Linked DNA regions of Mus musculus: region 2 is linked to region 1. Evidence: chromatin loops called from intact Hi-C (ENCODE). Cell type or tissue: left cerebral cortex. All regions are shown on one strand. Links, peaks and the distances in the headings refer to the core of each region. The heading gives the core; the rest is flanking DNA.

Region 1 (4,000 bases), core at 1-4,000:
CTGTGACCGGTAAGTACATGCCTTCCAGCAACGATCTGGCTTTCTGAGTGGCCACTGTGGTCACAAGGATCTATGAAGCAGCGTTCTCTGGTGCAAGGATGCTTGGACTCACAAGGGCATGGCACCCAGAAAGGAGCCTTGTTATTTTTCTTTCACACATGGAGGGCCAGCAATTTTAGCTAGCCACCTCTGTGCAGGTGTTTTCATCAATGCTAAGCATATACCCTAAAGGCCATGGGTTCAAGTACTTCCGAGTCACCCTTGGATCACACACCATGAGTCCTACTCACCTGATCCAAACCACAAGTGTCGCCTATGGAATTCAGGTGATTCATCATGAAGCTCAAAGGATCCGGCGATGACTCCCGGGAAAACAGGAGTCTGAAAAGGCTGGGGATAACCTTGTTGGTCTTCATTTGCTCATACGCTTCCGTGACCTGGTAGAGCATGAGGAACTTCAAAGCTTCGTACAGTTTACACTCCAGGATGGCGTCGGAGAAGAGGCTGTTACACATGCTCCCTCTCTTGTGGTGATCTCTCATCCCACTAAACTCAGTCCACTACAAACACAGGAAGAAGTGTGAACTGAGACGTGTGAACTGGGATGTGTGAACTGGGACGTGTAAACTGGGAAGTGTGAATTGGTAAGTGTAAACTGGGAAGTGTAAACTGGGAAGTGTGAATTGGTAAGTGTAAACTGGTAAGTGTGAACTGGGACGTGTGAACTGGTAAGTGTGAACTGGTAAGTATGAACCGGGACATGTAAACTGGGAAGTGTGAACTGGGACATGTGAACTGGGGAGTGTAAACTGGGATGTGTGAATTGGGAAGTGTGAATTGGTAAGTGTGAACTGGGGCGTGTGAACTGGGAAGTGTGAATTGAGAAGATCACACAGCAACATATGAACCACTAATCAAATAAGCCAAACAGGAGGGCAGGATTTTATACAGTTACATTTTCATGCCTGCATTTTGGGACTATTGCATTCTTTTTAATCATGAGTACACCACAGTGGGCTGAATGTTCACCTGCCTCCTCAAACTTATAGGTCAAACATCTTAGTCCAGGGAGACAGCATTAGGAGGTGAGGCCTGTATTGGAGGAGGTATTGGCTTCTGTGGGTAGAGTCCTCACAAGTGGGACTGGTGGCTTTCTAAGAGGAAGCCCAGTGATTGCTGGTTCTCCTCCTGTTATGTGATGACAAAACAAACAAAACCAAAACGCTGTCCACCTGTCTATAAACTAGAAAGAGGGCCATCACCGAATGTCACTGCCTGTTGGACTCCTGGTCTCAGACATCCAACCTTTACAATTGCAAGAAATAATCATTGCTTGTTTAAGTCATCCAGTCTACAGCATCTCATAAGAGAAGCACGAGTTACTAGCCTAATGCACAAATGCATATAATTATCTATATAAAAAATAAAATAAAGTCAGTTTCCCCAAGACACACCATTACTGTGTAAACTATCAAACATGTCGGTTCTCTAAAACTGCTTGGGGCCATCGGGTCGTCCAAGGACTATGCCAGTGTAGAACCATGCAAGAGAGGGTGTGGCTGGCTGGCTCTCTGCAGAGCACCTATGTGGGTTAACTCACACCCTCGTGATAATCATCCAGGGTATAGACTACTCAGTTCTTCAGCAAGAAGAGAGCCATGGCTCAGAAAGGCATTTCCCCCCAGATAAGCCAGACAGAGAGAGGTAAGCAAACCATACTTTCCATCACTTGGAGCCTGATTATTACTAAAAGTCAGGCAGAGCTGTTAGTCTACTTATTATACCCGCACCAACCCCGCATGCGCAGGGGGCATTGCTTGCAGGAGGGCATTTCTGAGGTTTGGACATTGTACCATATTGGAAACCAAATTCCCTCACGGGTCAGGTTTCCAGCAAAGCTATGGAAGCTTCTACCCCACAACTGGCAAATCCATCACAGAGCAAGGACACTGGCTCCGCCTTGCTACTTGGAGGAGAAAGCAAGCTTCCACCAGCAGGGGGCGCTCTGCATTGTTTCATTTCCCTAACGCACCGGATACGCCCCAAGTTACAGGGAACCCGCTGCAGTTGAGACATGGATGCTTCTATTCCAGTAGGTGGGGTTTTTCTTGTTTTGTGTTTCCCTAAACGCTCACCTGCAGTTTCAGTAACTCCACACATTTCCGTAACTTTCCAAACACATTGGAACCTGTGTACTTCTCAGGCCCGAAACTGTACTGCTGGATCCAGTTACAGCCTTGAGAAAAGAGTAGTTTTTCAGGAAGCTTGAAAAAGAAGTAGATGCCGACAAATGATTAGTGTCTCAGCACTTAGCACGCACGATTTGGAATGCCACGGCACATGGTCTTATCTCGTGGAGCAACCCTCGGAGAGACAACAATGTCAGTTAAGTAAAAAGCACGAGGCCATCTTTGCTTTAGATTTGTGGATTAAGTGATTTTTTTTTTTTTTTAGATTATATTCTAGAAAAGATGGAAACCTAGGATTTTGCCCAAAGGAGCAATCCTTTTGTATAAAATGCTGCATGCCCTTGGCATATTGCTTTAGAAACTATGTAACTAAATGGTGTTAAGAAAGCAGGGCATACCAAGCAGCTGCTGTCTTAGCAGAGACGCTGTTGCCTTCCAGACCCGGTTGTCCCTCAAAGGCCGAGAAAGGACTTAGCCAGCATTTCCTATTCCTTTACCCTTTAGCCTCATTTCCACTAGAAACGAGCAACTATACCATTCATTTCACAGAGTTCCAGGTCAAATTCTGGAAGGTGCAAAGATTAGACTTCGGTGTCTGTAAGAACCAAGTCCACTCTGCACAGCTGGTGCCTTACTGCACAGCTTCAGCAGCGGAAACCTGGGTTTTCTGTAACACTCTTTATTTGAGTTAACTAGAGGTAGGGCTAGCATACTACATATATTCCACAAGTATCTGCTATCAAATAGAATGACAGAGAACAATTTTAAACAGAAGACACCAAGGAGACAGACCGTGAGGCCATATACATGAGTGCTACCTCTTTGTTGCTCTGCCATCTTAAATTGGGCATGCTGCAATCAAAACATAATTCAAGTTGCTAATCAAGACAATGTGACTGGGGCTGGACAGCTGTCTCAGTCATTAGGTAGGGTTCCAGAGGACCAGGCTCAGTTCCCTGCACCCACACAGTGGCTCACAACTGTCTGTAACTCCAGTTCCAGGGGGACCCATTGCTCTTTTCTTGTCACATAGTGCATGTACATCCATGCAAGCAAAACAGCCATATAATAAGATAAATAAAAGAGAGAACACACTGCCATAACTGATTAAGAAAAATGATAAAAGACCTGAGACCAAGAGAAGACATCTGCAAATCACATATCCAATGAAGCACTCATATTCAAGACATATACAGAATTTCCAAAACAGCAATTGGAAAATGATCCAACAGAGACAGACAAAGGTCTCAAATGGGTAATTTTCCAAGACGATGATATGGATGGCAAATAGGTACACAAGAGATACTCAACATCTGTTCATTAAAAGCCAAGTGAGGGCCTGCGAGATGGCTCAGTGAACAATGGGGCTTGCTGTGCAAACTTGATGACCCAAGTTCAATCCTGGGAACCCATGCAGAGGTGGAAGGAAAGAACCAGGTTCGTGGAGCTGTCCTCTGTCTTCCACATGCACTAAGGCATGTGCCCCTCCCCCACCCACACAAACAAAATATACCTATTAGAATGGCCACAAACAAATAAATCCAACAATTCTAACTGCTGGTGACCAGGTGGGGCGACTATAACCCTTACACTATACTGGCGGAATGGCAAAAAAAAAAAAAAAAAAAAAAAAAAAAAAAAAAAGGCCAAGCAGGTTTAGAGATCAATGTGGCAGTTTCTCTAAAGTTAAGCACATACCTCCCACATAACCAGGAAGCTAGCTCCTGGGCATTTGCCTAGAAGAAACAGACAATGTACCTATAAAATCCTGTGCTAGACTATCCTTAACAGCCCGATACATTGTTGCCAAG
Region 2 (4,684 bases), core at 288-4,287, 200 kb after region 1:
AGATCTGCCAGCTGGCTCTGAGACTCTCTGTGGAAACCACACTTAGCTGCCATAGGTTGTACTGCGCTGTAATTCTAGATATCACTGTACAGCGCTCTATGGGGGTTGCAACCGCACCAGAGTGGAGCTGGACAGCAGTACCACGGTGGTACCACCTGAATCACACATTAGCACTCCAGTGCACAGTAGTACCACAGTGGTACTGTTTAGCCTTAAGGTTTGGAGTAAGGCTGGAGAAACTCTTTAGCAAAGCATAACTGTGGGCCACACACATCAGCTAAATTCTCTATGATGCAGCTTGGTAGGACAGGATCTAAGAAATCTCCATGCTCATGGAGGAATTACCAAGACAACAAGTGAAGGAAGATGCAGTGGAACATCTGTGCAGACAGGTGTGCTCCACAAGCTAAGCACTCTGTAATTAACACAGGATGGATTCAACTTAACGCAATAGACGACAGGAGTCTTCTCAAAGAAACAGAAAGCAAATGCTGCTCCAAGCAATAACCAACCCCTTAGCAAAGTGGACTGCACTGTTCCCCTGATGAGTCCAAGCGTTTAGCCTGCTGTGATGACCAAGTCAGTGGACTTTCCTAAGCTAACAGCTGCCTTCCACCAGACCAGTGGCACTGCGAGGGTGGTTGGCTAACCAAACACAGAACTCACCCACTGGGTTCCAATGACAGATACACTTGATCATGGCACTACCAGAGCCCTCTGCCCTCCCAAGATAGGTATTTATTAACAATGTGTTTCTTTGCATCTGTACTGATTCTGTTCAAAAGCAATGGAAAGAAGAATCCTTGACTTCCTGTCTCCTAAAATCTCAGCAGTCTCCTGCTTGAGCTCATGAGCTTTGCTCAAGCTGTCCCAGGAAGGCTGTGCACAAGTGAATGGAACAGCCCAGCACGCTGCCACGCCTGCTCCTTTACCTTGCTCAGGGTTCCTCCTGCACACAGGTGTTGATCCCGGCCGGGGCACCTGGTCTGGTCTGGGGAGGGGCTGACAGCTCTCCTCTGACCTTCACTGTAGTGGACTCTAGAAGCTGACTGTGGACTGAGGAGGGAGTGGGGTGCTAATGAGGGGGGGAGCCTCTGCCACATTCCTCTAGTCTGGACAAGTGCTACTGAAAGTAAGTTACAAAGCACTTAGACAATCTTTATGCATTGATAAAGAGCTAATCAAAGACAGCCTCTGGGCTGGCCCTGAGGTGCAGCACACAGGTATGCGTACAGGCAACAGCACGGGGACAGAGGAATAAATGTTCCTGCCACATGTGACTGTGGTCGTCTGTGTCTATGACAGCCTGCCTGAGGTCAAAACAGATGAGACCTTGCTGGGCAGAAGTGCTGGCCTTTCCTTACCTGGTCTATCACTCAGTTTCACCTACAGGTCATGGGCTAATGTGAATGGCAAGTTAGGGCTGCCTAAAAGAGTCGGTGAGAGTATATATAAAAAGAGGATAAATCAATCAGTCACTATTGCTGCCTTTCTTTTAAGAAAATCTCATGATAAGACAATTCATAAAGTTTTACATCTTTTATGAGTACCTTTCAAAACGTATCTAGGCTCCTCAATTATCCTAAACTAGTCACTTAGTCTGGCAGACTTAGCATTTAAGCCCTCTTACCCTAAAATAGCGTAAGATGCTATAGGTCAAGGAAAGGGTGTAAGGGGAATCTGAATTCTAGGGGAAGTGCCAGGAATATTTAGGGGTCAAGTTTTGCCCTTCCACACAGCAGAGCGCTCTCTCTCTCTCTCTCTCTCTCTCTCTCTCTCTCACACACACACACACACACACACACACACACACACACACACACACAGGCATTTCCCCTCCACATCCTGGACATTCGGACTCCAGTCACTGGTGCCGTGTGCTCCCCACCTGGCCTGCCAGTGAAGTCCACAGAGATAAAAACACTCAGAAGACTACAGGAAGTGACTCTGGGATGGCGCAGATGCCGAGGAAACAGGGGCTGAGGCTATATATAAAAAGCATGATGTCAAAGGCCTGAAATACTCTTACTCGATTTGAAGGAGAGTCTTAGAGAAAGGCCCTTTGTGATGCCAACTGAGGATGGACTGGTGCATATACACAAAGTTTATTTTTTAGGAATTTAAAATCACATAACACACAATACTTAAAGTGCCCCTGAACAAAAGACATTTTAACTCTCTAGGATATTTGTGAAAGCCATAAGTCAAAGTTTCCCAAGGATAAAAAATAATGCACTTCTGTGCAAACTGATAATCTACAGTGAAAAAAATCCATCTTTATTCAACAGCAAGAAGAGAGATGTTCTATGCAAATTCACTGCAACCTGGTTTCTGTATTTTAAGAACCATAGAACTGTCAAGACACAGGCATAGGCAACACTGTCCCCTAGAGACCTTAAGAGGCATGGCCGGGCCTTCAGTCTAGTAATGGGAGTTCTGAAGATGTGTAAGCTGGGGTGGGTGTTCTGCAGAAAACTGCCCCCAACTGGACTGGAAGCAACCAGAGGCATGGCCATGGACCAATAAACAAAGAGAAAGATGGTCTTGGGAAGTGAAGTAATGTGGAGAAAAGCTCTGGGACAAAGATGTGCAAGGCTCTCGTCTCTCCCCAGCACCAGGAACGATCCTAACGCCAGTTCTTCACCCATTGACCTTGGCCCTACACTTTCCTAGTGGAAAGTCCCTGAATCATCTCATCTCTAGAAGAGGGTCCTCTCTTCATCACTCGGGGAGGAATTTCTGTATGAGCTGATGGTTCTGGAAAGGACTGGGCCATAGGCGGCTAAGGGAGTCCCGAGGCATGGAAGAGACTCAGCAGCAATCTCTGCACTGCAGGGGAGGCCATGCAGGCTGTCATCAGTGTCACCATGGAGACTGATGCAGAAGGTCTCCGTGCACACCACCTGAGAAGCCCATGGCAAAGTCCTTGTGTTCTTTACCTGTAGTTCTAGCTATGAAATGGGGGAACTTCACCGACTAAGCCTTCACAGACCGCAAAGCTACTTTGAGAAAGAGTAAGCTAGGTACACGGATGGGCATACTAGCTTGCGGCCAGGGCTCTACACACAGAAGCTAGTGCCACTGAGACCGATGTCCCTGCCCTCGGCGGAAGGGGGAATCACTTAGCCCAGTGGAGCTGTGCGCACTGCAGAGGCAGTGAGAAGTCTTGGTCACAGCTCCCCAGCGCTGCTGCTGCAGCTACACGTTCTGAGCAGAAGCGAGTGGTTTCAATAGCAGCCTGCAGGTGCCAATGCAGTAGAACAACCTCTATGCACACAGCACGTGATTTTAGTGCAGGCGCAAGGAACCGGCTGGAAAGGGAACCGTTCCCACTACCTACAGGAAACTCCTCTGCCAGAAGTAACCAACGGTATGCTGAACACACGTACCTGCTGTCTTGGTAGGAAATGTAGTGTGTGTCTCCTCTCTGTGCACTTGTGTGTGGGTGATGGGTGAGCACGCCCCTGAGCATGTGCAAAGGCGGGAGGACTTCGGATGCCCGTTCCACCACTTTCCACTTTATCCCCCTGTAGCAGGGTTTCTCTCTTAGCCTGGAGCCGCACTGGCGGCCAGCATGCCCCAGTGACCCTCCTCCTGTCCCTGACTATGCACTGGGATTTTCACTGGAGTGCTGGGGTCTGAAACAGGGCTTCTCATGCAGGAGCAGCAGGCACTGTCATACATTGAGCTACCGCCCTCCCTGCCTGAGATGTAGGGGTTGAGAAGCACCTGTCCTTGTGTGGTGTGTTGAGAGGACATCAGATGGCACGTATGGGGTGGAGGCAGAACAGAGAACTAAGATCGGTGTTGCAAAACGTCACTGCTGCAGGTGTCAAGTGTTGGTACGAGGAAGAAACCCACAGCGGCGCCACGGCAGCTCCACGTGCGATAGGGAGCAATGTGTGGGCTCTGAGGGCTGCACACTGTGGACAGGTGAGATGAGGCTAAAGGCAATGATGAACAGCCAGGGACAAGAGATGAAATGTGACTGACAGCCGGGGGACTGTAGGACCAACCGTGTGATCCAAGGGACTCCAATGATCTGGACACCGTGCATGCCGCATTATCCCAAGAAAGAGCTTGACACTTGGAAATTTTCACCTTTCTTTCTCTTCTACAATACCTCCGACAAGTCAAATAATCTCTCCTCAGCATTGTGACAGTTATAAACACAGGGGGAAGCCCCTCCTCCATCCAAGTCATTTTATAAATGCCTACGGTCTGCTGCAAATGTGCTGGGGTTGCAGGGGAGGGGGGCACTGTTTGATGTAAATAAATTAATTTTGAAAATGACTAATGTCATCCTGAAATAGTTTGCAGTGTGTCAAAGTGTAATTTAATTCCTCTCTGCAAGGAAAAAAAAAATCCTCCAGCCTGGAAGTTGTGACCACACTTCTACAACCTGTCCGCCATTCCCCTCGTCTGTTTCATCCCTCAACCTCTGCGGGCATGGAGGAGAACCTGGAGTTCTCTGGTATCAGATCTCTCCCGAACATGTTGGACTTTCTGTGGTGGGCTAGAGAACTGAGCAGCAGGTCTGTGTGACTCAAACAGCATCCAGATGCCAGCTTCTTTCACAGTCTGATTGTTCCCTGGACTAAAGCTAAATGAGTTATTCTGGGCACAGCCCTGTGGACAACCAGAAACACAGCTCCCTTCTTCATTAAACACACAGTACTGCCAC

What was found. Hi-C counts contacts between places; a loop is a spot of excess contacts. Peaks named below come from ENCODE experiments on the same cell type or tissue, not always from the same donor. Only the 100,000 strongest peaks of a DNase experiment are listed, where the experiment ranks them.
Region 2: a loop joins it to region 1, with 2.6 times the contacts of the local background. A loop is called at or near these places in 18 of 42 quality-filtered maps.

Annotation. Positions count from the first base shown.
Region 1 is chr15:27,657,755-27,661,754 of GRCm38, forward strand. Otulinl (OTU deubiquitinase with linear linkage specificity like) reads right to left here. Exons shown (of 8, transcript NM_001242423.1): 6 at 2,136-2,264; 7 at 291-560. Among named protein-coding and RNA genes, the nearest start is that of Otulinl, 22 kb to the right of the region's middle. In left cerebral cortex, for the core only: a CTCF peak has its summit at 2,006 (motif pointing right); a DNase peak (open chromatin) is centred at 2,015.
Region 2 is chr15:27,857,398-27,862,081 of GRCm38, forward strand. All of the region lies in intron 11 of Trio (triple functional domain (PTPRF interacting)), which reads right to left. Among named protein-coding and RNA genes, the nearest start is that of Gm29975, 140 kb to the right of the region's middle. In left cerebral cortex, for the core only: a CTCF peak has its summit at 2,383; DNase peaks (open chromatin) are centred at 1,968, 2,403 and 3,288; H3K27ac peaks cover 2,093 bases.